7 separate regions of the Homo sapiens genome follow, and regions 1, 2, 3, 4, 5 and 6 are each linked to region 7. A link is a contact called in ENCODE Hi-C or POLR2A ChIA-PET data. All regions are on one chromosome and are shown on one strand. Each heading gives the region's core, a stretch centred on a gene start or an enhancer-like site at or near the end of the contact. The rest is flanking DNA. Distances are from core to core; before and after follow the strand shown.

The links. A loop is a pair of places that touch in the nucleus more often than their neighbours do. ChIA-PET counts read pairs that join two places held with the same protein, here RNA polymerase II (POLR2A). Pooled maps may share reads with other maps.
Region 1: a map of naive thymus-derived CD4-positive, alpha-beta T cell shows a loop between it and region 7 (24-fold over the local background). The contact joins the promoter of PRKCSH here to the promoter of IER2 in region 7. A Hi-C loop is called at or near these places in 1 of 168 maps with a recorded cell type or tissue (naive thymus-derived CD4-positive, alpha-beta T cell) and 7 of 50 pooled maps. POLR2A ChIA-PET finds 5 or more read pairs at or near these places in 1 of 52 experiments (activated CD4-positive, alpha-beta T cell).
Region 2: a pooled map shows a loop between it and region 7 (8-fold over the local background). The contact joins the promoter of SWSAP1 here to the promoter of IER2 in region 7. A Hi-C loop is called at or near these places in 7 of 50 pooled maps. POLR2A ChIA-PET finds 5 or more read pairs at or near these places in 2 of 52 experiments (Caco-2 and GM10248).
Region 3: a loop to region 7 is called in a map of natural killer cell, with 5 times the contacts of the local background. The contact joins the promoter of ADGRE5 here to the promoter of IER2 in region 7. A Hi-C loop is called at or near these places in 3 of 168 maps with a recorded cell type or tissue (B cell, GM12878 and natural killer cell), 8 of 37 single-sample maps with no recorded cell type and 12 of 50 pooled maps. POLR2A ChIA-PET finds 5 or more read pairs at or near these places in 5 of 52 experiments (GM12878, MCF 10A, T-cell and 2 more).
Region 4: a loop to region 7 is called in a map of naive thymus-derived CD4-positive, alpha-beta T cell, with 2.9 times the contacts of the local background. The contact joins the promoter of LINC01841 here to the promoter of IER2 in region 7. A Hi-C loop is called at or near these places in 3 of 168 maps with a recorded cell type or tissue (GM12878, naive thymus-derived CD4-positive, alpha-beta T cell and natural killer cell), 4 of 37 single-sample maps with no recorded cell type and 11 of 50 pooled maps. POLR2A ChIA-PET finds 5 or more read pairs at or near these places in 2 of 52 experiments (T-cell and activated T-cell).
Region 5: a pooled map shows a loop between it and region 7 (9-fold over the local background). The contact joins the promoter of ZNF700 here to the promoter of IER2 in region 7. A Hi-C loop is called at or near these places in 2 of 37 single-sample maps with no recorded cell type and 6 of 50 pooled maps. POLR2A ChIA-PET finds 5 or more read pairs at or near these places in 2 of 52 experiments (GM12878 and activated CD4-positive, alpha-beta T cell).
Region 6: a map of naive thymus-derived CD4-positive, alpha-beta T cell shows a loop between it and region 7 (16-fold over the local background). The contact joins the promoter of DDX39A here to the promoter of IER2 in region 7. A Hi-C loop is called at or near these places in 1 of 168 maps with a recorded cell type or tissue (naive thymus-derived CD4-positive, alpha-beta T cell), 1 of 37 single-sample maps with no recorded cell type and 9 of 50 pooled maps. POLR2A ChIA-PET finds 5 or more read pairs at or near these places in 2 of 52 experiments (GM10248 and activated CD4-positive, alpha-beta T cell).

The regions. Positions count from the first base shown.
Region 1 is chr19:11,433,828-11,437,708 of GRCh38, forward strand. It overlaps PRKCSH (PRKCSH beta subunit of glucosidase II), which reads left to right and starts at 1,808. Exons shown (of 18, transcript NM_001289104.2): 1 at 1,808-1,879; 2 at 2,214-2,369; 3 at 2,562-2,678. The coding sequence starts at 2,291. ODAD3 (outer dynein arm docking complex subunit 3) reads right to left here and starts at 1,294. Exons shown (of 13, transcript NM_145045.5): 1 at 946-1,294. The coding sequence starts at 1,189. RefSeq lists enhancers at 1,413-1,912, 1,486-1,895, 2,146-2,365.
Region 2 is chr19:11,373,327-11,377,034 of GRCh38, forward strand. It overlaps SWSAP1 (SWIM-type zinc finger 7 associated protein 1), which reads left to right and starts at 1,340. Exons shown (of 2, transcript NM_175871.4): 1 at 1,340-1,603; 2 at 2,187-2,843. The coding sequence starts at 1,355. The coding sequence ends at 2,690. RefSeq lists a silencer at 1,170-1,249 and enhancers at 1,350-1,419, 1,640-1,689, 1,920-1,999, 2,020-2,069.
Region 3 is chr19:14,379,838-14,383,515 of GRCh38, forward strand. ADGRE5 (adhesion G protein-coupled receptor E5) reads left to right here and starts at 1,607. Exons shown (of 20, transcript NM_078481.4): 1 at 1,607-1,708. The coding sequence starts at 1,687. RefSeq lists a silencer at 2,956-3,095.
Region 4 is chr19:14,362,255-14,366,030 of GRCh38, forward strand. It overlaps LINC01841 (long intergenic non-protein coding RNA 1841), which reads right to left and starts at 1,736. Exons shown (of 4, transcript NR_134908.1): 1 at 1,618-1,736.
Region 5 is chr19:11,922,361-11,926,364 of GRCh38, forward strand. ZNF700 (zinc finger protein 700) reads left to right here and starts at 2,747. Exons shown (of 4, transcript NM_144566.3): 1 at 2,747-2,913. The coding sequence starts at 2,851. It also overlaps a transcript of ZNF69 not described here. RefSeq lists enhancers at 653-1,443, 1,444-2,233, 2,390-2,962, 2,410-2,459, 2,510-2,619 and a silencer at 3,010-3,209.
Region 6 is chr19:14,416,613-14,420,590 of GRCh38, forward strand. DDX39A (DExD-box helicase 39A) reads right to left here and starts at 2,729. Exons shown (of 11, transcript NM_005804.4): 1 at 2,658-2,729. RefSeq lists silencers at 122-201, 222-311, 2,459-2,558 and enhancers at 1,309-1,358, 1,729-1,788, 2,199-2,338.
Region 7 is chr19:13,148,099-13,151,869 of GRCh38, forward strand. It overlaps IER2 (immediate early response 2), which reads left to right and starts at 2,313. Exons shown (of 2, transcript NM_004907.3): 1 at 2,313-2,454. It overlaps STX10 (syntaxin 10), which reads right to left and starts at 2,277. Exons shown (of 8, transcript NM_003765.3): 1 at 2,041-2,277; 2 at 1,630-1,799; 3 at 1,401-1,495; 4 at 931-993. The coding sequence starts at 2,075. RefSeq lists silencers at 1,788-1,837, 1,878-2,037, 3,588-3,771 and enhancers at 2,158-2,357, 2,378-2,447.

The DNA of each region.
Region 1 (3,881 bases), core at 558-3,057, 1.7 Mb before region 7:
GAGGTGGAAGGATCGCTTGAGCCTAGGAGGTCAAGTCTGCAGTGAACTGTTATCCAACCACTACACTCCAGCCTCAACAGCAGAGCAAGACCCTGTCAGAAAGAAAGAAGGCTGGGCGCGGTGGCTCACACATGTAATCCCAGCACTTTGGGAGCCAAGGCCGTGGATCACTTGAGATCAGGAGTTCGAGACCAGCCTGGCCAACATGGTGAAACCCAGTCTCTACTAAAAATATAAAAATTAGGTGTGGTGGCACGCACCTATAGTCCCAGCTAGTCAGGAGGCTGAGGCTCGAGAATCGCTTGAACCTTGGAGGCAGAGGTTGCAGTGAGCCGAGATCATGCCACTGCTCTCCAGCCTAGGCGACAGAGCAAGACCCTGTCTCAAAAAACAAAAAACAAAACAAAAAAAAACGCGGGTGCAGTGGCTCACGCCTGTAATCCCAGCAGTTTGGGAGGCCGAGGCGGGCTCACGCCTGTAATCCCAGCAGTTTGGGAGGTCAAGAGATTGAGACCACCCTGGCCAATATGGTGAAATCCCTCTGTACTAAAAATACAAAAATTAGTTAGGCGTGGTGGCGTGTGCCTGTAGTCCCAGCTACTCAAGAGGCTGAGGCAGGAGAATCGCTTGAACCCGGGAGGCGGAGGTTGCAGTGAGCCGAAATCGTTCCACTGCACTCCCACCTGGCAACAGAGTGAGATTCTGCCAAAAAAAAAAAAAAAAATAGAGAAAATAAATTACAAGAAAGTATGAAGTACAGTTCAGTCGGTTCTGAACCCATGAGAAGTTTTAAGAGACAGAGAAGGAAAAACATGAACTAAGTATGAGTTTTTGCCCAGAAACGGTTTACCTAGACTCATGCTGGAGAAATACCTTTGTCACACCATGAAGATTGGATGGGCACTGTTGACCCCTGACCCTCTGTACCCTCTGGAGCCATCTTACCTAACAGTTGTATCTTTTTATGTAACTCAGCCACCTGAGAGTGCACAGAGGGCTTCCCTGCACCTCTGTGGAAGGATCCTCCCTTGGAACGGCCTGGGGTCCACGCCTGGGCTGTGCCCTTGCCTCGGAGGTGGCTGGGTTTGCCCGAAGCCTCCCTGCCCTTGACCCTGGAAGAGGGCGTCGAAGCCTGGTCCTGAGGAGGCAGGGCGTTGGCGGAGGCCGCCCTGCACAGAGGAGATGTCATGATGGGGTTGGGGCTGAAGGCCCCTAGGGGTTAGGGGGATAACTAGGAGTCAGTCGCCCCTGTCAGGGATCCGTCAGCTCGGATTCCTAGGGCTCTGAAAAATGCACTTTCCGACCGCTAGGTGGTTGCGCTCCGCATCTCTCGGTTGCCAGGTAACCGCCTCCCCGTCTCTCTCCACTGTTTCCATGGAGATCACCCGCGTTCCGTGGCTGACACTGCGTTCTCATTGGCTGAGGCTGCATAGAGGGGCGGTCCCAACAGTGGGCGGGGTAGAGCCGCGCCGCAGGACGGAGGGTCTGGACACTTTGGGGTCACGTGCTCATTCCGTTTCCCTACCTCCCCCAACCTTATCCCGCCCCTGGGGGTTCGCGGGCATTTTTCAGGAACTTTCTTTCCGGCTTGAGAAGCCGCCACTCCCAAGATGGAGGTACGCTGCGCCGCCATTAAGAGCTAGCCCTCAGAACTATCCTCTCTAAGGTTTCACAGTCCTGCCCAAGATGGCCGTCTCGGCTCTGGCACCGCCCCCACTCCTGCCTCTCCCAACATGGCGACCCTGAGTCTCCGTTCCCGGTGCGGAACGTACGACCGGAAGTGACGGGGTCCAGAAATTTCCGCTTTCTTTCTGCAGCAGGAACCGCGGCTGCTGGACAAGAGGGGTGCGGTGGATACTGACCTTTGCTCCGGCCTCGTGTAGGTGTGAACGAGCGGGTGGGAGGGCACCTCAGTTTCTTACAGGGGGCAACCGGAGGGTGCATGTGTGGGTGTGGACGGCGGAGGCTGTTAATCCCTTTGGTCTGTTGGCGGGAATTGGGTCACAATTGGGCACAGGGAGCGGAGGTTTTGAGATCTTGAGATCCTCGCCATTGATTTGAGCAAAGTGAGACTGGCCAGGATTGGGGAGATCGCTGCCCCTCGCCCCCATATCGGAAACAAAGTGAGGCCTCATTGCCTGGAAGCGATGGAGGAATCCAATTGGCTGGAAGTAGCCCTCTCCCACTGACCGGGATCCGCTTTCTTCCTGCAGCGTGAAGACACAGCGCATCTCCCCGCTGTAGGCTTCCTCCCACAGAACCCGTTTCGGGCCTCAGAGCGTCTGGTGAGATGCTGTTGCCGCTGCTGCTGCTGCTACCCATGTGCTGGGCCGTGGAGGTCAAGAGGCCCCGGGGCGTCTCCCTCACCAGTGAGTCCTCCTGTTCACCCTCCCGCCAGGCTGGAGGTGGGAGGGGCCAACATTGGGCCTTAGGGATAGGCATTTACAGCCTTTTGACTCAGTTTCCCGGTAGTGCTCCGCTGGTGGGGATGGGAGGACAGAGGTGGTATTTGGTGGAGAAGGCGCTTACCTGCCCTGGGCTGAGCTTCCTGTACCCCGCAGATCATCACTTCTACGATGAGTCCAAGCCTTTCACCTGCCTGGACGGTTCGGCCACCATCCCATTTGATCAGGTCAACGATGACTATTGCGACTGCAAAGATGGCTCTGACGAGCCAGGTGAGCCTTTTCTCTGTTCATCCATCAGATGTTTATTGAACACTGCTCAGTGCCAGGCCCTGTCTGTGTGACCAAGATACTACCTCTGCTGGCTCCCCTTTGAGTGGGCAGAAACAAGCTCAGAAGTCAGTGGTCAGTGTTATGGCCCCGGGCAGCTGGAGGAGCCCAGAGTCGTCCTCCTCCCAAGCCTCGGGGTCAGAGAAGGCTCCTCCAAGGAGGTGAGGTTTCAGTTGAATCCCGAAGGTGCTGCAGATGGAGGGGTCAACACGGGCAAACCCCTAGAAGTGGGAGACAGGGTGGGGCCAAGAGCAATCCAGCAGGAGACAGAGGTGAAGGGAGACCCTGGCTTTTTGTTTTTGTGTGTTTTGAAGAGACAGGGTCTTGCTTTGTTGCTGAGGCTGGAGTACAGTGGCATGATCGTAGCTCACTGCAGCCTGGAACTCTTGGGCTCAAGTCATCCTCCTGCCTTGGCCTCCCAAAGTGCTGGGGTTACAGGTGTGAGCCACCGTGCCTGGATGAGACCGTGTCTTTGGTTTTGTTTTTGTTTTGAGACGGAGTCTTGCTCTGTTTCCCAGGCTGGAGTGCAGTGGCGCCATCTCGGCTCACTGCAAGCTCCGCCTCCCGGGTTCACACCGTTCTCCTGCCTCAGCCTCCTGAGTAGCTGGGACTACAGGCACCCACCACCACGCCCAGCTAGTTTTTTTTTGTATTTTTAGTAGATACAGGGTTTCACTGTGTTAGCCAGGATGGTCTCGATCTCGTCACCTTGTGATCCACCCGCCTCGGCCTCCCAAAGTGTTGGGATTACAGGCGTGAGCCACCGTACCTGGCCTTGTTTTGTTTTGTTTTTAATTTTTTTTTTTGAGATGGAGTTTCACTCTTATCGCCCAGGCTGGAGTGCAGTGGCATGATCTTGGCTCACTGCAGTCTCCACCTCCCGGGTTCAAGCGATTCTCCTGCCTCAGCCTCCTGAGTAGCTGGGATTACAGGCACATGCCACCACATCCGGCTAATTTTTCGTATTTTTAGTAGAGATGGAGTTTCATCGTGTTGGCCAGGCTGGTCTCAAACTCATCACCTCAGGTGACCCACCCGCCTCGGCCTCCCAAAGTGCTGGGATTACAGGTGTGAGCCCCCGTGCCAGGTGGAGACCCTGTTTTGAAGGGCCTCAGTGAGAAGAGGCAGGAGGCGGCACTGGAGAGC
Region 2 (3,708 bases), core at 90-2,589, 1.8 Mb before region 7:
GCTGGGGGATGGGGGCTGAGGTGGCGTGTTTGACAGCGCAGTGTATCGGTGTGCTTCACTGTGTGTGTCTGTGTGTGTAGTGGCAATGTCATAGTTGCGTGTTTTGCAAGAGAAAGGGTGTGGGGGATGAATGTGGGACAGAGTTTGTATGGGATGCTTTGTGTCAGGATAGGGCAAGGTTGGAGCATGTGGATGATGGGGATTCTGAAAGTAGAATATATTCAGAGATGCCATGGTGTGTGTGTGTGTGTGTGTGTGTGTGTAGAGGGGTGTGAGTGAGCCCAGCTGTGTGAGTGGGTGTGTTGGGGGATGTCGTGGAGCTGTTTTCTGGTCCCAGAGGGAGAGAGAAAGCCCAGGAAATCTCACTTTCTCCCTGCCCCTGGGTCTCCAGGCAACGGCACCACTTTGGAGTTACCAGGAGACAAGGTTGCCAGGGCAACACAGGCGTGAGTGGCAGCTCTGGGGCGAAGTCTGGGTGAGAAGATCCAGCCAGGGATCACGATCATTCACTTTGTTCCTCCCTTTCTCCCTGTTTCTCATCAATCCCACCTCCCTTCCTTCATTGTCTTAACGAGCACGTATTTGAGAACCTACAAATGTGCTAGGTGCTATTCTCGGTACTGGAGAACAGAAGTGAACAAGACAATGTCCCTGCTGTATCTCTCCTTCAGTCTTCCAGCTCCTGTCTCTTTATCTCTCCTGCTTCCTTCTTTGTCCTGCGGTCCTGCCTTCCCCCCGTACCACAAAGGCGGCCCCACAGAACCCCTTAGCCAGTGAGGAAGTAAGTTGAGAGGCTTCATCTCACAGACTTTCGGGGATGGCCGTTGATGTTTTGTCCACGAGCCTGTGTCCCCAGACACACACTCCGGCCCATACTCAGGTGCACAGAAAGACAAGCACACAGCTCATCCCCCTCTCCAAAACTCTCAGTTGTCATTGGATGACATCAGCAAAACCACACACAAATACATGCCGATCACAATACTCCTCTGAGATATCATAAGCCCCATTTTACAGCAGGGCAAACTGAGGCTAGGAGCCTTTAAATAATATGTCACTCATTCTGGTCTACTCCTCCAACTTTCAACCCTTATATTTGTCTGATTAGCTGACAATAATAGTATTCGTGCTGGTTCCCCCAGCAGCCTCCCTCAGGGAAGGGTCTTATTTCCCTCGAATGCACCCATTCCTCCGCATAGGTTCTAACCATTTGCCCATTCACCTGAGGAATCGAGTTTTGATGGACAGATTCCTAGACCAATAGAGAAACTAAGTGAACTGTACCGATGCGGCCACGGCTTGGGCGGGACTAAGGCTGGGAACGAGCCACCGATTGGTCAGAGCTACGCGGCGAATGGCGGAGACGCTGAGGCGGGTGCTAACCAGGGGCGGTGCGGCCTGGTCCGGGGAGGAGAACATGCCTGCCGCCGGACCGCCTTTGCTGCTGCTCGGTACACCAGGATCTGGAAAAACAGCGCTGCTATTTGCTGCGGCCCTAGAGGCGGCGGGGGAGGGCCAAGGCCCAGTCCTCTTCCTGACACGAAGGCCTCTTCAAAGCATGCCCCGCGGGACCGGAACGACTCTAGACCCAATGCGACTCCAGGTAACCGTGGGGGTGGGAGCAGAGGCGTTCTAGCCAATGGTGGAGTAGATCCGGGATATTGAGTAACAGGTAGACAAGCCAATGGAGAGGACGGTGGAAGAGCGAGCCAGGGCAGCCACGATGGGGCGGAGTCAGGCAGGCGGAGTGAGGAGTGGCACCACGCGGAGCTTAGTTAAGATTGAAGTGAGAGCCCATCCAATGATGGGCGGTGTTAGCAAGAGGCGGTGCCCAGAGATTGAAGTCCGGCCCATCAAGGGGCGGGGCTAAGCTTGGGTCCATTCTGGACCTGAGTTGGTTCCTGTTAGTGTCAAGGATGGGGTCAGACCGAGAATGCTGGGGGAGGGTTTTCCGTGGAAAAATTGCGCTAGAGATTTGGCCAAAAACAAACAAGCAAAAATGGCTTGCCCTCAACTAATACTCGGCAGTGATGAGTGCTGGAAAAACGGGCGAATATAAGAATATTTAACAGCTCTGAACTGGTTCATCCTGGAACCAAGGAAAGTATGCAAGGAGGCAGGGTTACTTTTAAGGAGTCTGGCTTCCTGTGCTGAATCCGGCCCTTTCCTTCTGTTTCTCCTTCTAGAAGATCCGCTTCCAGTACCCACCCTCAACCCGAGAGCTTTTCCGGCTCCTGTGCTCTGCCCATGAGGCCCCGGGGCCAGCCCCCTCCCTTCTGCTGCTCGACGGCCTAGAAGAGTACCTAGCGGAAGACCCAGAGCCCCAGGAAGCCGCCTACCTCATTGCCTTACTTCTAGACACAGCTGCCCACTTCAGCCACCGGCTTGGGCCTGGCCGGGATTGTGGGCTCATGGTGGCCCTCCAGACCCAGGAGGAAGCAGGTAGTGGGGACGTCCTGCACCTGGCACTGCTCCAGCGGTATTTTCCTGCCCAGTGCTGGCTGCAGCCAGATGCACCAGGTCCAGGAGAGCACGGCCTCCGAGCCTGCCTGGAGCCAGGCGGGCTGGGCCCCAGAACAGAGTGGTGGGTGACTTTCCGATCAGATGGAGAAATGATGATCGCTCCGTGGCCCACCCAGGCTGGTGACCCCAGCTCAGGCAAGGGTTCAAGCTCTGGAGGCCAGCCCTGAGCTTTGGTGGGTGACTACCTCTCTGTGCTTCAGTTTCCCATGGCTGGAATACTTACCTCAGGGACATATGCAGATCCAAAGACCTAAACAATGTAAAGTGCTTTTTCTCTTTTAAAAGTATAGCATTATCTTGTATATATTTTACCCAATCAATATGTTGTTTATAGTTTCATTGCTTTAAACTTTATAAAAAGAGCTTCAGGCCAGGCGTGGTGGCTCACGCCTGTAATCCCAGCACTTTGGGAGGCTGAGGCGGTCAGATCACCAGAGGTCAGGAGTTGGAGACCAGCCTGCCCAACATGATGAAACCCTGTATCAACTAAAAGTACAAAAAAAATTAGCTGGGTGTGGTGGCAGGTGCCTGTAGTCTCAGCTACTCAGGAGGCTTAGGCAGGAGAATTGCTTGAACCCAGGAAGCGGAGGTTGCAGTGAGCCGAGATTGTGCCACTACACTCCAGCCTGGGTGACAAAGCGAGACTCCATCTCAAAAAAAAAAAAAAAAAAAAGTTTGAGACTTCCTTCTTTTTGCACTCAACGTTGTTACTAAGATTCATCTACATTTTTTTAGTTCATTCCTTTTTCCATATTGCATATAATTCCATGGGTGACTATACCCTGATTTCTTCATCAGATTGCCTTATTTACTGCTGCGAACATTCTTGCACACATGCCCTGGTACGTGTGTGTGTTTTTAGGGGCCGAGACAGGTGGATCACCTGAGGTCAGGAGTTCGAGGTCAGCCCGGCCTACATGGTGAAACCCCGTCTCTACTAAAAATACAAAATTTAGCCAGGCATGGTGGCATGCACTTGTACTCCCAGCTACTTGGGAGGCTGAGACAGGAGAATTGCTTGAACCCGGGAGGCAGAGGTTGCAGTGAGCTGAGATCGAGCCACTGCACTCCAGCCTGGGTGATGAAGACGAGACTCTGTCTCAAAAAAAAAAAAAAAAAAAATCAGTCAGGCTTGGTGGTGCACGCCAGTAGTCCCAGCTACTCGAAAAGCTGAGGCAGGAGGAT
Region 3 (3,678 bases), core at 357-2,856, 1.2 Mb after region 7:
ATAGCGAGAGCTTGTCTTAAAAAAAAAAAAAAAAAAACTTAAGAAAAAACTAGCCAGGCGTGATGGTGCACAGCTGCAGTCCCAGCTCCTCAGGAGGCTGAGGCAGGAGGATCCTTTGAGCCCTGGAGTTTGAGGCTGCAGTGAGCTGTGATGGTGCCACTGCACTCCAGCCTGGGTGACAGAGTAAGATCTCTTAAAAATATATATAGCGTTTGTTTGTTTGTTTTTAGACAGTTTCACTCTTGTTGCCCAGGCTTGAGTGCAAGGGCACAATCTCAGCTCACCACAACCTCCGCCTCCTGGGTTCTATCAGTCCTCCTGCCTCAGCCTCCCAAGTAGCTGGGATTACAGGCATGTGCCGCCACACCCGGCTAATTTTGTATTTTTAGTAGAGACAGGGTTTCTCCATGTTGGTCAGGCTGAGTCTCGAACTCCCGACCTCAGGTGATCCACCCACCTCAGACTCCCAAAGTGCTGGGATTACAGGTGTGAGCCACCGCACCCAGCCAAAAAATAGCGTTTTAAAAAATTATGAGGTAGCTCAAGAGACAAGCTAATCATGTGATTTATCCAGAAAGGAAAGAACCCTCCTATCACATGATTCTCTGTTGATTAACGAAGAGGCCTCTGAAATATAAGTTTCCCACAGGGGGAAACTGGCTTAGAAAGATCAGAAAGATCCAGGAGGTCTGCTCTGTGCGGTGAAGCTTCTCTTCTTGGCACCTGCCTGGCATCGGAAGAGGGCCCCTTCTCCCTCCCTGGGCTTTTATGTGGACACTGTAATGCCTCAGTTTTCTTTCTTTCTTTTTGTTTTTGACACAGGATCTCACTCTATCACCCAAGCTGGAGTGCAGTGGCACCATCATAGCTCACTGCAGCCTCAAACTCCCCAGCTCGGGTGATTCTCCCCGCCTCAGCCTCCTGAGTAGTAGTAGCTGGGACTACAGATGTCTGCCACCAGCCTGGATTATTTATTTATTTATTTTGTAGAAACAAGAGTTTCGCCATGTTGCCCAGGCTGGTGTCAAACTCCTGAGCTCAAGCGATCCTCCTGCCTCGGCCTCCCAGAGTGCTGAGATCACAGGTGCGAGCCTCTGCACCCGACCTGTTTCCTCATCTGGAAAATGGCAGGGAAACGTTCTGCCAGCTGGGACGCAGGCTCTGCCAACTCTGGCATGCCAAAGCTCTGGGCACAGGGCGAGTCCCACCAGCGTGGGCGTCCAGAGCTATTTCTGACAAGACCCCTTTGCGCCTGCCCAGGGAAGAGCCAAGTGGCCCCAGGCAAGACCGCCCCGCCCGGCTGCCACACCTTCCCCTCAGAGCAGCCAGCCCCAACACAGAGGCCAAAGGGTTCGTCAGAGCCACATGGTGGAAACTCTAGCAGAGGGTTTTTGAAAGCAGGTTGCACTTCATTCTTACTGAGTGCACGTGTGTGTGTGTGTGTGTGTGTGTGTGTGTGTGTGTGTGTATGCAGCGCCCCTGGGTCTGTGTTTTTATTGCACTTTCCTGCTGGCTTCCAGCTGCACCGCCAGTTCCGGGGAGGGCCCTGGGCCAGCGGCTGTCCGCCCCCCCTCCTTCATAAAGTCCTGGCCTCGGGACAGCCTGCACAGCTGCCTAGCCTGTGGAGACGGGACAGCCCTGTCCCACTCACTCTTTCCCCTGCCGCTCCTGCCGGCAGCTCCAACCATGGGAGGCCGCGTCTTTCTCGGTAAGTACTTTGGGGCCCCGCTGGGAGGGGCGAGGAAGCTCCAGCGGGACCCCTTGGCTGCGTCTGAGAAACGGGAGGCGCCGCTGGTGTCTGTGGGGCCTGCGATAGAGGAAGCCACATGGTCAAGCAGGCACTCACGGGCACACGGCGAGAGGGGCTGGTGGTGCTTGGGCACCCCCACACCCCGGCAGGAACTCCAGGGTGCTCTTGGAGCCTGCTACCCTGCCTGGAGGGATCCTCAAGCTTTCTACTGGAGCCAGTCTGGCATCTGCTCCCTAAGAGGGGAAACTGAGGCACGGGGGAAGGAAAGGGGCAAAAAGTGAGTGCTGGGACCCTGAGAGCCGCTGTGCTTAATATAACGCATAGAAGGACATGGGCGGGGGTGGGGAAGCTAGAAGCCAGGACTTCTCCACTGCAAGGTACCCCCAATTTGTCCCTCGCAGTCTCAGCAGCAGGGGCAGCCCCCAGAGACCCCAGTTCTTGCTCCCCGCAGACCTGGCTGGGGCTCAGCTGCGGATCGAAGGGACTTTGCCTGGTTCTGGGTTTGAATTTGATTTTTGTTGTGACTTCCTGGGACTCCCTTTCCCGCCCCACCCAAGGTGACTGTAACGGTTATCAGGGTAGCTCGTTGCCTAAGCAACGGGGCAACAAAGAGAGTGAAGAAATGACATTTGGGGCAAAAACCAGAACTTCCTGGACCACAGGGACACAGCTTCCCTGGGCCAGCCCCAAGTGGCAGGTGTCAGCTCAGCACCCCGCCTTGGCTTGAGAGTGAGAGACAAGAGCCCACCTTGGGTTTCTTGGGGGCACACTTGTTGGGGGCAGTTGCCAAGACCTGGCTTCCCAAGGGTTCCACGCCCTGGCTGTCTGTGTCACCAGGGCCAAGTCAGAGAGCCTCTGCGCCTCACTTTTCTCATCTATAAAATGGAGCACAACCCGTCTCCGTCTTAGATTGTTTTAAGGGATGAGTGAGTTAGGACACAAACTATTCCTGGTTCACAGTAAGAATTAGGTAAACAGCATTTTAAAAGTGTTGGCTGGGCACAGTGGCTCACACCTGCAATCCCAGCACTTTGAGAGGCCGAGGCAGGTGGATCTCTTGAGCCCAGGGACTGGAGACTAGCCTGGGCAACACATCGAGACGTTGTCTCTACCAAAAACAAATTTTTTTTTTTTTTTTTGAGACAAAGTCTCGCTCTTGTCGCTCAGGCTGGAGTGCAATGGTGCAATCTCGGCTCACTGCAACCTCCGCCTCCTGGGTTCAAGCGATTCTCCTGCCTCGCCCCCATCCACCCCGAGTAGCTGGGATTATAGGTGCCTGCCACCATGCCCGGCTAGTTTTTTGTTTTAGTTTTTGTGTTTGTATTTTTAGTAGAGACGGGGTTTCACCATGATGGCCAGGCTGGTCTCAAACTCCTGACCTCAGGTGATTCACCCGCCTCCGCCTCCCAAAGTGCTGGGATTACAGGCATGAGCCACCGCGCCCAGCCAAAAAAAATTTTTTTTAATTAGTCGGGCTTGGTGGTGTGCGCCTGTAGTCCTAGTGGCTCAGGAGGCTGAGGTGGGAGGATCCCTTGAGCCCAGGAGGTTGAAGCTGCAGTGAGCTGTGTTTGCACCACTGCACTCCAGCCTGGGTGACAGAGCAAGATCCTATCTCAAAAAATAAATTAATAATAAGGCCGGGTGCAGTGGCTCACACCTGTAATCCCAGCACTTTGGTAGGCCCAGGCCAGCAGATCACCAGAGGTCAGGAGTTCGAGACCAGCCTGGCCAACATGGTGAAACTCTGTCTTTACTAAAAATACAAAAATTACCTGGGTGTGGTGGCGGGCGCCTGTAATCCCAGCTACTCGGGAGCCTGAGGTAGGAGAGTCTCTTGAACCTGGGAGGTGGAGGTTGCAGTGAGCTGAGATCACGCCACTGCACTCCAGCCTGGGTGACAGTGAGACCCTGTCTCAAAATAAATGAAT
Region 4 (3,776 bases), core at 486-2,985, 1.2 Mb after region 7:
CCGGACCAGGTAGGGGCTGTGGAGGAGGTGAAAAGTGAGTAGATGCTGGATAGATTTTGAAAATAGAGCTCTCGGGATTTGCTGATACAATAGAGAGAGAGAGAAAGGGACAGGGGCAGAGATAGAGGCCAGGCATGGTGGCTCATGCCTGTAATCCCAGTACTTTGTGGGGCAGAGGCAGGAGGGTCACTGAAGCCTAGGAGTTCAAGACCAGCCTGGGCAACAAAGTGAGACCGGGGAAGGAGAAGGAAGGAAGGAAGGAAGGGAGGGAGGGAGGGAGGGAGGGAGGGAGGGAGGGAGGGAGGGGAGGAAGGAGAAAGAAAGGGAGGAGAGATAGAGATAGAGGAAAGAAAGAAAGAAGGAAGGAGAAGAAAGAGGGAAGGAAGGAAGGAAGGAAGGAAGAAATGGAGGGAGGGAGGGAAGGAAGGAAGGAGAAAGAAAGGGAGGAGAGACAGAGATAGATGAAAGAAAGAAGGAAGGAGAAGAAAGAAAGAGAGGGAAGGAAGGAAGGAAGGAAGGAAGGAGAGACAGAGAACGAAGAAAGAGAAGAAAGAAGGAAACAGAAAGAGAGAACAAAATAAAACAGAGACAGAGACATGGAGGACTCCAAGTATTTTGCCCCAAGAATCTGGGCCAAAAGAAAGGAAACAAGGTGGCCGGGCGCGGTGGCTCCCGCCTGTAATCCCAGCACTTTGGGAGGCCGAGGCGGGCGGATCACGAGGTCAGGAGATTGAGACCATCCTGGCTAACACGGTGAAACCCCGTCTCTACTAAAAATACAAAAAATTAGCCGGGCGTGGTGGGGGGCGCCTGTAGCCCCAGCTACTCGGGAGGCTGAGGCAGGAGAATGGCGTGAACCTGGGAGGCAGAGCTTGCAGTGAGCCGAGATCGCGCCACTGCACTCCAGCCTGGGTGACAGAGCAAGACTCCGTCTCAAAAAAAAAAGAAAAAAGAAAAAAAAGGAAGGAACAAGGCTCAGAGAGGTCCAAGGAGTTGCCCTGGCGGTCCGGGGCCACAGTGGCCTTCATCCCCAGCTGAGATGTGTCCCCAGTCTAAGGCCACTCAGAGCCAGGCACCTTCTCCGGCTGCCTCCCAATCCCCGCCCCCCGCTTCCGTCCCAGCACCCTCACCCCGCCCCCGGGCCCCTTTGTCCTCCTCTTCGTCTTATTTCCAGAATTTCTCCTCCCTAGGGAATCCAGTCCATGTGCTTTTGATTCCTTTGTCCTGAACTCATGCGGCATGAGCACCCCTGAAGCCTTATGTGGAAAAATTTGGAGGCTGGGGGTGGGGAGGGGGTCACATTCCTCCCGGGGGTACAGAGCTACGTCGGCATCTCCAGGGCCCCCCAGCAGCAAGCAGGCATCCTCCCAGGCCAGGCCAGACCGGACGCTGCCCAACACAGGCTTTCTTTGGGGCTTGGCCGGCGCCCGACTACAGCCCCGGCTCCAGCTGCCCTGCCTGTCCCCCGCCCCCACGCCTCCCGTCCCAACCTCCCACACGTTTCCTCCTAGAAGCCCAGACCCGTGGGACTTGGCCTCCCCCGCGCCTTCCCTCTCTACTCAGCTCTGCAGCTCCTGTAGGCCTCCTCCCCGGGTGATCACAGAAGGACCAGCTCACCTTAGCGGGACAGGCAGGGCATGGGCGTGGCCAGAGCCTCGGGCAGGCATCCCAGGCTCCCTGGTGTCTCTCTCATCCGCTGGCCTCTGTGCCCTCTTCTCTTCCCCACCCCCGCTCGTGGCCCCTCCTGCCTCTCCATCGCAAAGTCCCCAGAGGAGTCTCCTTAATCACTTGCTTTTGACTGAATCCTGACCACCTGGACCCTGATCTAGCTACTGAGGAGATAAAGTAACCAACACTTAAAAGCTAACCTTCAGGCATTCTGGGAGGCTGAGACTGACGGATCACTTGAGGTCAGGAGTTCAAGACCAGCCTGGCCAACAAGATGAAACCTCGTCTCTACTAAAAATACAAAAAAATTAGCTGGCGTAGTGGCGGATGCCTGTAATCCCAGCTACTGCGGAGGCTGAGGCAGGAGAATCGCTTGAACTTGGGAGGTGGAGATTGCAGTGAGCTGAGATCGTGCCACTGCACTCCAGCCTGGGCAACAAAGCAAGACTCCGTCTCAAAAAATAAAAATTAGCTGGGTGTGGGGCCGGGCTTGGTGGCTCAAGCCTGTAATCCCAGCACTTTGGGAGGCCGAGGCAGGCGGATCACCTGAGGTCAGAAGTTCAAGACCAGCCTGGCCAACATGGTGAAACCCCGTCTCTACTAAAAATACAAAAAAAAATTAGCCAGGCGTGGTGGCGCATGCCTGTAATTCCAGCTACTCGGGAGGCTGAGGCAGGAGAATCAGTTGAACCTGGGAGGCAGACGTTGCAGTGAGCCGAGATCATGCCACTGCACTCCAGCCTGGGTGACAGAGCGACACCCTGTCTTAAAAGAAAAAAAATAGCTGGCTGTGGTGGCATGTGACTGTAGTCCCAGCCACAAGGGAGGCTGAGGTGGGAGGATTGCTTGAGCCCGGGAGTTCAAGGCTGCAGTAAGCTATGACTGCACTGCTGCACTCCACCCTGGCTGAGACCTTGACTCAGCAACAATGAAAAAGTGACAGGGCCAGGACTTGACCCCTGACCATTTTGTTCTACAGCCTTTCATGGGAAAGACAGATGAGTTTTCGACCTTCCAGAGCCTTTGATCCAGAGGAGAGAGGCAGGAAATAGCAAATGGATAAGAATATGCCATTCGGTGACTAGGGCAATGGAGATTGCAAAAGATGGTGGCTGGGAAATGGGGCTTGTGTCGGGGGTCCCTGAGACCACCCTCAGGGTCAATAATTTGCTGAGATTGATAGATCCCAGAAAAGTGGTGTTACTCCCAGTTATGGTTTATTACAGTGAAAGTTACAGATGAAAATCAGCAAAGAGGCCAGGCTTGGTGGCTCATGCCTGTAACCCCAGCACTTTGGGAGGCCCAGACAGGCAGATCATTTGAGGTCATGAGTTCAAGACCAGCCTGACCAACATGGTGAAACCCCATCTCTACTAAAAATACAAAAATTAGCCAGGTGTGGCAGGGGGCTCCTGTAATCCCAGCTACTTGGGAGGCTGAGACAGGAGGATCACCTGGACCTGGGAGGCAGAGGTTGTAGCGAGCCGAGATCCTGCCATTGCACTCCAGTCTAAGCAACAAGAGCAAAACTCCATCTCGAAAAAAAAAAAAAAACTAGGAATACTAGAGGAGAGGAGGTGAGGCAGACAGGCTCCAAGACTCCTCCATGATTCCCACCTCCTGATGTCTGCACTCTGTGTGATCCCTCGAGTGTGAGCTGGACCCAATAACTTGCTTCTAACAATAGACTAGGACAATGTATGCCAGGAGCAGTGGCTCACGCCCATAATCTCAGCACTTTGGGAGGCTGAGACAGAGGGATCACTTGAGCCCAGGAGTTCAAGACCAGTCTGGGCAACATAGCAAGACCCCATCTCTATAAAAATTCAAGCATTAGCTGGGTGTGGTGGTGCACACCTGTAGTCCCAGCTACTCGGGAGGCTGAGGTGGGAGGATTGCTTGTGCTCAGGAGGTCAATGCTGCAGTGAGCTATGATTGTGCCACTGCACTCCAGCCTGGGTGACAGAGTGAGACCTTGTCTCTCTCATATATGTGTATATATATATACATATATTTTTTTTTTGAGATGGAGTCTCATTCTGTTGCCCAGGCTGGAGTGCAGTGCAGTGGTATGATCTCTACTCACTCCAACCTCCGCCTCCTGGGTT
Region 5 (4,004 bases), core at 1,497-3,996, 1.2 Mb before region 7:
TTTGTCTTCGTTCAGTCCTCAGCTTTTTGGATATGAATCGTCTGAGCCAGTGCGTACCTAAAATATAAACAAATCCTCCTGTACTCCATATTGGTCTCTCCTTCCTCAGTTTACCACAACAATGGGATTCTAGGACACTAGGTATGAAGCAAATATGAGGAAGTTCAGGGAACAAGCTGACTTAATGATTAATGCTGAAGGTTCTGCAGCTTGGTTTAAGTTTTCTCCTCCCATCCTCCCTGATGAATTTGATAAAGTTTAAAGGGATGGTTTCACCAGGGGCCTTTTCCATTGACTGCAAGGAGGTCATCCGCCTGGTAAATCCTCAGTAGGCCAAGCCTCTTATGTGGCCAGAATGATCCAGTCCATAAGGAAATACCACCTGCTGTGTTTTACAATTAGACCATCCAAGGGGGTCAGGGTTTCCCCGGGGAGTCTGGTGGGCTTTTTATGGGTTTTTTTGTTTTTGATTTTTTTTTTTTTTGAGACAGTGTCTTGCTGAAGTTCAGTAACCTGATCACAGCTCACAGCAGCCTCAAACTTTGGGGCTCAAGTGATCCTCCTGCCTCAGCCTCCTGAGTAGCTGTGATTACAGGTACACACCACCTCTCCTGGCTAATTAAAAAATAGATTTATGGAGATGGGAGTGTCTCACTTCACTGCTCAGGGTGGTCTTCAACTTCGGGCTTCAAGTGATCCTGCCACTTTGGCCTCCCAAAATGTTGGGATTGCAGGCATGAGCCATGGCACCTGGCCTCCCAGGCTGTTGTTGAAAGGTCTTTGCAATCTCTAAGAGTTCTGCAGCAGTTTATTCCCTGACAGCGAGAGTCTCATCCTTTGATCCCATTTTGCAGCAGTAGTTGGGTGTTCACTTTTCTTTCCATAAGGAAGCAAGCTTGCCAGTGACCCTCATCCCCCTCCTCATCGATGACTTCTTTGTCATCAGAGCCTTCCTCTTCATAAATTCCCACGGAATCCAAGTTTTCACGTCCCGATTGGGCTTAGTTATGATAGCTACTGGCTCACACAAGCTGCAACAGCACCCCGTCCCATGGAAGCCACCCGACTCTCTCCTCCCTGAGTTTCCTGTCCTGGGAGCCCCCATCTCTGCTCTCCCGGGCTCCGGGCCCTAGAGCCGCACTGCTGCAGAGCCCAGTTCCCAGGGCAGCTCCCTCCACCTATCCACATCCATCTCCAGCTCTCCACCCTCTCTCCCACCAGCCTGGCCTGGAGGTGCTGCAGTGTCATTGACTGCGAGTCCCTCAGCTGCCACCTCCACCGCGATCTGGAAGTCTTTCAAATGCCCTTAAGTTATCTTAGATTTTTCCTCCCCCACTTTATACATAAGCATAGGAGGAGAGCAGGGACTCTGCTGGTGTCTTATTTACACAATGGGATTGAAGGTGTTTGTCTCGCGAAACTAATCGATGGGGTGAGAAGTAGCTGAATAACCTGCAGGGGGCAGCAGAGCCCAAGGCCAGTGATTCCACGTTGAGGACAGTCTCTGCAGCCTGCAAAGGGAGGGAAAGAGAGTTTCCCTGGGGGCTTCGCGGGCAGCCCACCCCCTTCTACAAGTGGCCTCCAGCTGCTCAGAGCAGCTCCAGAAAGGGTGTGGATTCCGAGAAGCTGCAGAGCCCTGGAAAGCAGAAGACCCATGTGCAGACGCATTTGTGGCGTCTCTGTCCTTTCTGGTGTTGTACCTCTGGAGCTGTCTTCTGGGCAGGGTTTGGGGTTTGACATGCATGGGGTCGTTGGGGTCAGAGTTATTTGTATAGATAAAGAAAATGTGTGGCCGGGCGCGGTGGCTCACGCCTGTAATCCCAGCACTTTGCGGGGCCGAGGCGGGCGGATCAAGAGGTCAGAAGATCGAGACCATCCTGGCTAACACGGTGAAACCCCGTCTCCACTGAAAATACAAAATATTAGCCGGGCGTGGTGGCGGGCGCCTTTAATCCCAGCTACTCCGGAGGCCGAGGTAAGAGAATGGCGTGAACTCGGGAGGCGGAGCTTGCAGTGAGTCGAGATCGCACCACTGCACTCCAGCCTGGGCTACAGAGCAAGACTCCGTCTCAAAAAAAAAAAAAAAAAAAGAAAGAAAGAAAAGAAAATGTGTGAAGATCAGGCTAGAGCTAGAGACAGAATTGTTTGGTGGCGTCACCTGGATAAAGGGTTCATGAAGTTGACAGTTTACTTAGGTCAGAAACAAAACCTGGTGAGAGTTTCCTGCTGGTGAAAATGAAGATCTGAAAGGAGGAAGCATTTTCACAAGGGGATGGGGGTGTGTGAGCAAGGCTTGGCCACGCCTCATCCCCAATTCCGGCCCGCTCGAGGACATATGCCTCTCCTCCTGGTGCAGTCGTGCCTGGCCTGGTCTCGGTTCCCCTGCTGCTCTGAGGCCAGCAGTTGGCTCCTATGGACACTGAGTCTGAAATTCCCTGCACACTCCTGTGACCCCGTGCAGAACGAAGGAGCGGGGACTGTCCCTTGAGTGAGGATGACGCTAGTGTTCTCTTCTATCAATAGCAAGTTTGGCTGAAATGCAAATATCCAATAACCAGAGTGCAGAAAGCAGCTCGCCCTTAGAGAAGCTGTGGCTAGAATCCGTCAGTCTGGCTCTGCGGGGCCTGATACCCAGGGCTTCAGCTGTCACTCAGATGTGGGGGGCGGGACCTAGTATTTCATCCAATCAGAGGTGCTGGGGCGTGGCACTGCCCACAGTTCATCCGGAAATGGAGGGGGTCGCTTTCCTCACCTTCCTCGCTGCGCGGGCGGCGGTTGGTAACCGGTCAGACCAGCCCGAGAGGGACCTGGTGCCTGTACCCAGGCTTCTGTCGCTCTGTCGCCTGCGCTATGCCCTGCTGTAGTCACAGGAGCTGTAGAGAGGACCCCGGTACATCTGAAAGCCGGGAAATGGTGCGTGTGCGGGACCAGATGTCGTGAGACGGGGGAGGGGCTGCCTGGAACAGGCGGGAACCGGCTGTGGCGGGACCCGGGCCTCCCTGTGGGCGACTCCGGGGTCTGGGACCGAGTCCTCCTTGAGCAGTTCGGCCCTCGGTCCCCTTGGCCGCTGGACGGGGCTGGGCCAGCAGCCAGGACCCGGGCGTCCTGTCCCGTCCCTGCGCGGCGACTGCGGCCGCGGCCCCTGCCCCGGAGCCCTCTCTGGGCAGTTCCGCTCCCGCAGCCCCGCGTCTCCCCAGATTGTGCGGAAGCAACGGGAGGGTCATGGAGGCATCCTGACTCGGGTGTGGGGTTCGTGCGTGGGAGGAGCAGTGGTCTGTGGGGCCCCCAGTCCCCACTTTCTCCTGTTAAAAATTAAACTGAGGTACGTTAACAATTAAAGAGTTCATTTGAGCAAACAGCGATTCACGAATGAGAAACACCCCGTCCTGGGTTGTGGTTTGTCAACGGAAAAAGCCAAACTATGTAAAATAAAGAAGTTTATTCAGAGCCGAATAGGAGAGACCTTGGCCGAGGGAAACACAACCCCAAGCAGCCTGGAGTAAGTGGTCCCGAGGCGGCTCAAGACAGTTTGGTTTTATTCATTTCAGAGAGACAGGAATTGCAGGGAAAATGATGAATCAGTGCCTGAAAGGTGTAAGTTCCATTGGCAGAAAGGGTGGGACCTGTGGAAGGGGGGTTAGAAGGCACAGGTGGTTGAGGGATTCTGTAGGTGGCAGCTGGTTGAGAGTGTGAAGTTTGTCTAAAGTTTGGAGGAGGTAGGAAGGAAGGGGGTCTGTTATCTGCCACTTGATTCCATCCCAGCCAGAAAACAGACCTGTTTCTCTAGATTTTATGAATTCTGAGGCGTGACTTTACTTTTGCCTTGCGTGGCCTTAGGTTTTGTTTGTAAGTTAGTATCTTCTTGCCACAAGCAGTCTGTTTTTCCATTCTATCTATTTTTACATGAATGTGTGGGAGAGGGTATAAGGAGACCTGTCTCACCTCCCATCCTGTCATACAGAGGCACTCAATTTTCAGGGTTTTTTGCGGGTCCTGTTGGCCAA
Region 6 (3,978 bases), core at 1,479-3,978, 1.3 Mb after region 7:
ACTAGCTGGCTGGCGTCAGGGCAGAAGACAAAGCTGGAAGAGCTGGTCAGCCACACAGGGCATGTGTTTGTTTGTTTGTTTTTTTGTTTTTTGAGACAGGGTCTCGCTCTGTCACCCAGGCTGGAGTGCAGTGGTGCAATCATAGCTCACTGGAGCCTCGACCTCCCAGGCCCAGTGAGTCCACCACCTCAGCTTCCTGTGTAGCTGGGACTACAGGTGCATGCCACCACGCCTGGCTAATTTTTGTTTTAGTAGAGACAGTGTTTCACCACGTTTCCCAGGCTGGTCGTGAACTCCTGGACTCAAGCAAACCTCCTGCCTCTGCCTCCCAAAGTGCTGGGATTACAGGAATGAGCCACCCACCACGCCCAGCCTGGGCCTGTGTACTTGTTAAGCAATAGGGAACTGCTAATTAGATTGGAGCTGAGCCACTCAATCAGGATCTGCCCAAGAGTACTGTAACTTACTCCTCCGATGAAGGGGTAGGTTAAGACCAGTAGCAGGGAAAACCAGTCACCAAATAAAAGAGAAGTAACCAGGGTAGGGGCGTGAGGTAAGGAAAGAAAGGGTGGGACATGCCAAAAGACAGGAACATCCCCTGACCAATCCATGGGTAGAGAAAAGCCACAGTCTATTCTGGGCTCCAAATCTAGGTGGCCAAGAGATGGTGTATTTTAAGGAAATAAAGCAAAGTTGTTTTGTTGGTGGGGAAATAAATTTGGGGCAGGCCCGGCATGGTGCCTCACTTCTGTAATCCCAGCACTTTGAGAAGCCAGCGTGGGAGGATGGCTTGAGCCCAGGAGTTCGAGACCAACCTGGACAATAAGTCGAGACCGCGTCTATACAAAAACAATTTTTAAAAAAGTAGCCGGGTGGGTGGGGGGAGGGGGGAGGGACAGCATTAGGAGATATACCTAATGCAAATGACGAGTTAACGGGTCCAGCACACCAACATGGCACATGTATACATATGTAACAAACCTGCACGTTGTGCACATGTACCCTAAAACTTAAAAAAACTTAAAAAACACATAGCCCAAGGGGCACCTTCTATGTAGCAAAGGCTAAAAAATAAATAAGTAGAAATTAAAAAAAGAAAAAAATTAGCCCGGTGTGGTGGCATGGGCCTGTAGTCCCAGCTACTTGGGAGGCTGTGCCGGGAGGATCGCTTGAGCCAGGAGGTCGAGGCTGCCAGTGATGGCGCCATGGCATTCCAGCCTGGGTGACAGAGGGAGACCCTTTCTCAAGAAAAATAAATTTAAAAAAAGAAATTGGGGCCCAGCGTGGTGGCTCATGCCTGTAATCCCAGCACTTTGGGAGGCGAAGCGGGCGGATCACTTGAAGTCGGGAATTAGAGACAAGCCTGGGCAACATGGTGAAACCCCGTCTCTACTACAAATACAAAAATTAGCCGGATGTGCTTGCTTGAACCCGGAAGACGGAGGCTGCAGTGAGCCGAGATAGTGTCACTGCACTCCAGCCTGGGCGACAGAGCAAGGCTCTGTCTCAAAAAAAAAAAAAAAAAAAAAAAAAGAGAGAGAGAGATAAATAAATTGGGGTGAACCGAATCTGCTAAGATAAAATTTTCGAGAAACCGGGCTGGACAGGATCTAAAGCTCAAAACTGATTAGATCAGGAAAGGATCCGGCGGGGTTTTCCCCGCCCAAAGTGGGTGGCCATGACCGCTAAGGCGCCAGGAGCGCATGAACTTGAAAGGTGACAGCGGGGAACTCACAACCCAGACACGCCACGTGTACCCAGTTACCCTCAAGTGTCCCCAGGCAGGCTTTCCACCCCGGAGTTTATTCCCACCTGGGGACTCCTATTTCCAAAAGAAAATCTTTTTTTCATTCTGTTTTTTTTGAGGCAGAATCTCGCTCTGTCACCCAGGCTGGAGTGCAGTGTCGCGATCTCGGCTCACTGTAACCTCCACCTCCCGGGTTCAAGCGATTCTCGTGCCTCAGCCTCCCGAGTAGCTGGGACCACAGGCGCTCGCCACCACGCTCGGCTGATTTTTTTTTGTATTTTGAGTAGAGACGAGGTTTCACCATGTTGGCCAGGCTGGTCTCGAACTCCTGACCTCAAGTGATCCGCCCTCCTTGGTCTCTCCCAAAGTACTGAGATTACAAGAGCCACCGCGCCCGGCCTTCCAAAATAAAGTCTTATTTGCTCTAAATCTCAGAATCCCGAATCCCGTAAAAAGTAGACCAAGAAGAAGGTAGACTGGGAAAGGGATCAAGTCCCTCGGACCCAAAGAAACCCCTGACAACTGAAAGCTCCAACTTCTCCCACCCAGGCCCCAGACCCCGGCGTCACCCCCTCGTCCCTCTCCAAATGGCCCCAGGCCGCCGCGGGGTCTATTCGGACGAACTGACAGACTCCAAGTGGGGCTCGGAGCGCCGTAGGCCATGACAGCCCCTCCGAGAAGCGGGCCCCGAGCCCCGAGCACCGCGCGCCAACGGCTGGCCCACCCCTAGCGCATGCGCCCCGGTGCCCAACGGCCAACACACAGCGCTCTGACACACCAACCGCCCCGCCCCCACCGTCTCGCGACCCTTTCTCCCCCTCCCCTTAGATCCCAACGTCTCCCCTCGTCCTCTCGCTCTCAGTTCAGACGTCCCCACACCGCGGCCCCGCGCCCGGGATCCGCTGCTCACCTGGCTCCCCGTTCTTCTCCGCGCGCTGCTAAGAGACACTTCCAACTTCGGTTTTCCGCCGGGCGCTCAGACACGAGTTGCTGCGCTTCCTGCCTCTTGCGTCGGGCTGCTGCTCTGCTGACTGGGCCGCTGCCTTTTCATTCAAGAGAGGCCGAAGCGGTGATTGGGTCCTGTGGAAGGGACCGGGAGATTATTGGCGGAGACGGGAAGAAAGAGGGCGTGCCTTACGCCTCGCGTTTATTGGTCAATCTAAAAGTAGGCGCGCCCCAGTGAGCCGACAGACTGGCTCCGACAGCGCGCGGTCTCGTGATCTGGGTGTGGTGCTCGGTGGGAGCCGCCATGTTTAGTACTGATAACTGAAGACCGGATGATTGCGTTTTGGCGTGTGCCCCACCTTTTCGAAGAGTGGCGTCTGCGCTGGGCGCTGAAACCAGAACTGTCCCAGTTGCTATCAATCTGCGGCCTGGGGGTCCTCCACAGTGTAGGCTCTGAAAAGAATAGGGAGCTTGGAATGACTCAAATGGACAGAACATTTTGCAGTATTTGGATTTCTATCGCTCCACGATAGTTTTGTCTCCTTGATTTTCACGTTAGTAGAAGCATGCAATAGGTTGTCTTTTGTGTCTGACTTTTGCTCAACAAAGCTGTTTTTTTGAGACGGAGTCTGGCTCTGTCACCTAGGCTGGAGTGCAGTGGCGCGATCTCTGCTCACCACAACCTCCGCCTCTCGGGTTCAAGCGATTCTCCTGCCTCAGCCTCCTGAGTAGCTGGGACTGCTGGCGCCCGCCACCACACCTGGCTAATTTTCATATTTTTAGTAGAGAGGGGTTTCGCCATGTTGGCCAGGCTGGTCTCGAACTCCTGGCCTCATGTGATCTGCCCATCTCCGCCTCCCAAAGTGCTGGGATTACATGAGCCACCCTGCCTGGCCGCAGCAAAGTGTTTTTGAGAGTTGTCCATGTTGTGGGGATATCAACAGCTCGTTATTTTTTACTGCTGAGTGGTATTTCATTGTGTGGCTATACTATAATGTAGCCAATATAGTTTCACTCACCTGTTCTTGGCCAATTGATTGTTTCCGGTCTTTGGCCACTGTTAATAGAGCTTGTACTGTAAGAGTATTTTGGGGAAGATAAATTTTCATTTCTTTTAAATACTTAGGAGTGGCATGGTGGCATGGTCACTAAGCTTTATTAGATCCTGGCAGATTTATTTTCCTATCATCCTTCCTCCCTCTTTCCCTCCACTTTCTTCTTTCTTTCTTCAGGGTGTCACTCTTGTTACCTATCATGCCCAGCTAATTTTTAAAAATTTGGTAAAG
Region 7 (3,771 bases), core at 1,063-3,562:
TGCGATGGCTCACGCCTGTAATCCCAGCACTTTGGAAGGCTGAGGCAGGCAGATCAGTTGATGTGAGGGGTTTGAGACCAGACTGACCAACATGACAAAACCCTATTAAAAATACAAAAATTAGGCCAGGCGCAGTGGCTCATGCCTGTAATTCCAGCACTTTGGGAGGCTGAGGCAGGTGGATCACCTGAGGTTGGGAGTTCAAGATCAGCCTGACCAACATGGAGAAACCCCGTCTCTACTAAAAATACAAAATTAGCCAGGCATGGTGGCGTATGCCTATAATCCCAGCTACTCGGGAGGCTGAGGCAGGAGAATTGTTTGAACCCAGGAGGCGGAGATTGCGGTGAGCCGAGATTGCACCATTGCACTCCAGCCTGGGCAACAAGAGTGAAACTCCATCTCAAAAAAAAAAAAAAAAAAATACAGAAGTTACCCTGGCATGGTGACGAGCACCTGTAATCCCAGCTACTTGGGAGGCTGAGGCAGGAGAATCGCTTGAACCCAGGAGGCAGAGGTTGCAGTGAGCTGAGATCAAGCCACTGCACTCCAGCCTGGGCAACAGAACAAGACTCTGTCTCAAAGAAAAAAAAAAGAGTAAAAGGCAGGCATGCGTCCTGGAAACAGGTGCACACAGGACAAATGGCATGGAAGCAGAAAGGAGATAGGTACACAGGCCCCCAGCCCTCTCCTGCAACAGGAAACCAGTATAGACCCAGAGGACACAGTAGAGAGGAACCCACGGACATATACACATAGAGAGGTTCAGGTGCACACACCGAGAAAGTGCAGGCAGGTAGACAGCAAGAAGATAACTGCCCACAGAGAGGACGGGCACTGTCGCAAAAGGGACAGGTGAACACGCACAGAGGGATCTGGCTTGGTTACCCCCAGGGGCTCAGGTGGGCAGGGTGGGTCAGGAAGGCTTACCTCTCTGTTATTCCTCTCCAAAAATGCTACGGCTGTTGGGCTGACCATATGGTCCTTCATTTCCTGGAGGTAAGGACAGCATTAGGGAGGAAAGACACTCAGGCTGGGCGCGGTGGCTCACGCCTGTAATCCTAGCACTTTGAGAGACCAAGCCGGGTGGATCACCTGAGGTCAGGAGTTCGAGACCAGCCTGATCAACATGGTGAAACCCCGTCTCTACTAAAAACACAAAACTTAGCCGGGTATCGTGGCAGGCACCTGTAGTCCCAGCTACTCAGGAGACTGAGACACAAGAATCGCTTGAGCCTGGGAGGCGGAGGTTGCAGTGAGCCGAGATTGCAACACTGTACTCCAGCCTGGGCGACAGAGCGAGGCTCTGTCTCAAAAAAAAAAAAAAAAAAGAAAGAAAGAAAGAAAAAAAAACACACTCAAACCTTCCCCCACTCCCCGCCTGCAGGACCTTTCCTGACCTGGACTGCCTCTCGCATCCGCTCCACGAACACCTTTCTCTCCTGCAGGTCCCCGGCTGGGAGCTTGAACTTGCCTGGGTTGGCTTCCACTATACGTGGGCTGAGAGTCAAGGGTCAAGGCCGGAGCCAGATATCATCCCCGTCCCTAGGGGTCCAGCCCTACCCGAAGGTGGGCTGCCACCGCAATGGGCTCTCCCATGCCACCCTCTGCCACAAAGCCCCAGGATATCGATGGTCTCTTCCAGGTCCTCGAGGTCCCACTCGATGCTGCGCAGGCCATTCCGCAGCTCATTGGTCGTCCAGTCCAGCTCCTCGCGTCCGACCGCCGCGCTTTCCTGCAGGAGCTCGCACCAGCGCTGGTACAGCCCGCGGGCCGTGTTCACCGCCTTCTGCACCTCGCTGCGGGCAGGGGCACGGCGGGCGCGGCTGGGGGCAGGCGGTCCTCCCGCCTGCCTCTGCCCCCGACTGCAAACCCAAACGCATGGGGGACTCCGGAGACCCCTATATACCCCTGCGTGCGCCTCCCACTCTGCACCCCGACGGCCTTGCCCAGCCCGCCGGGCACGCTGGGGCCGGCACCCGGGCACTGGCTGGCTTGGGTACAGAGCACCCTCCGCCCTCCCCCGTCGTTGTCACTCACCCTCGGACTACAAAAAAGGGGTCTTCGAGAGACATGTCAGTCCCTTCCCCCCCAGGCCGAACCCCCCTCCCGGCCTGGGTTCGCGGGCTGGTTCCCTCCCAACCGAGGAGAACGCGCCGCCACCCCCGCCCCCGTCACGCCACCATCGAGAGCCGGACCGCCAGGGGAGAAAGAGAAGCCTCGGAGGCCCGACGTGCGGACACTTCCGCCCTCTCCTCAGCCATCTTGGTTGTGGGCAGAGGCAGCTTCCGGTGCACATGCCCCCGCCCCTTAGCCCTCTCGTGCCGCACCGTAGGGGGCGGTGTCGGAGTTCTGTCTGGGCCTATTCGGGTCCGAGTTCGGAATTTCGGTTCAAGGCCCAGTTCCTCGGATTGTTCCTGCGCAACTTCAGTTTCCCTTCCAGGCACGGGCAATGTAAATAATGATAGCCTCCCTCATCTCTGGCGGCTGGGTATTATGGCTGGGGAAGGGGCTCATTCGATTCGTTGAAGCTTTTCATGGACTCCCTGAGCTGGCACCTGGGAGATCGTCCCATCCCAGGGTCCCGAGTGTCAGGTTTGGCTAGGGTCTGGGGGAGAGGTGGTCCTCCCTTCTCCCTGCGGGGGCGCGGTGAGGAGCGGGCCTGCTCCTCCGGGGAGTTCTGCCGCATTCTCCCAATCTCTTTCCTGAGAAGTGGCGGAGTTGGGGGCACTTCGAGGTCGCCTTGGGGCGAGGTGGTCGTGAGGGGGTCCCAGATATGCCAGCAGCGGGGGGAGGTCACCTTTGAGAAAGTGCGTGGAGGTGGGTTTCTTCAGAAGCGCGGAGTCTTTCTGGGTGCGAGCCTGGGGGTAGCGGGTGGTGGCTTTGAGGATGGTCTCCAGGGGGGCCCTCTGTGTGTGGGGTCTCCGTCTGGGTAGGGGCCAGGAATATCAGCGGAGGGACTCAGGGTCGTCCCTATGTGTGACAGTGGCGCTGTGTGTTGGGGAGCTTCGGGAAAGCACTTTTTTTGAGTGATAGGGGGCCTGGTCTCCCCTGGAGGGTGGGCGGGTTATCTGAGGGAGTCCTCGGAGGGTCGCCCCCTTGCGCGTCAGAGTTGCTGCGTGGGGTCTCAGAGATAGCGCCTGGGCTGGGGAAATCATTGTGGGGTCTCCGTGGTAAGGTTAGCGGGGTGGGGACGGCCTGCGTCTTCGGCAGGTCGTCGCAGTCTGGCACCATCGTTGAATGGGGACGAGTTTGGGAAGGGTATTTTAGGGGGGAATAACTTTTGAGTTCCCAGCGTGCGGGGGAAGGGCGGGACGGGAGGGTGTCCCAAGGCCTGAGAAGATCAGTGTGGGGCAGGGGTCAGGAATAACCTGGGAGGGGGCCTTGTATGGGGGAAATAATTGGGAAGAGGAGAGATGGGATGAAGGGGGCCTCAGCGGGTCGTCTCCTGTGTATGCAGGGTCGTTCTGCAGCGTCTCTGGGAGATGGCGTCCCTGGGAGCCCTCAGGTCGCCCCTACCCGCTGCGGGGTGCTTTCCTGGCGTCACGCCTTCCTGGCCCCTGGAGGGAAGGAAGTGAAACTCTCCTCTTCCCCCACCCGGCTGGAATGCGAGTCAGGAAGCCTGGGGCTCCAGCCTGCTCCGGCTGCCCGGGTCGGGGATGGGGAGGGGCGTGGCCGGAGCGCAAAGCCCCGCCCCTCCGCGCCCCCCCCCCGGAAGCCCCGCCGCCGGCCGCTAAGGCGATCACGGGCCCTGTCCTAATATGGGCAACC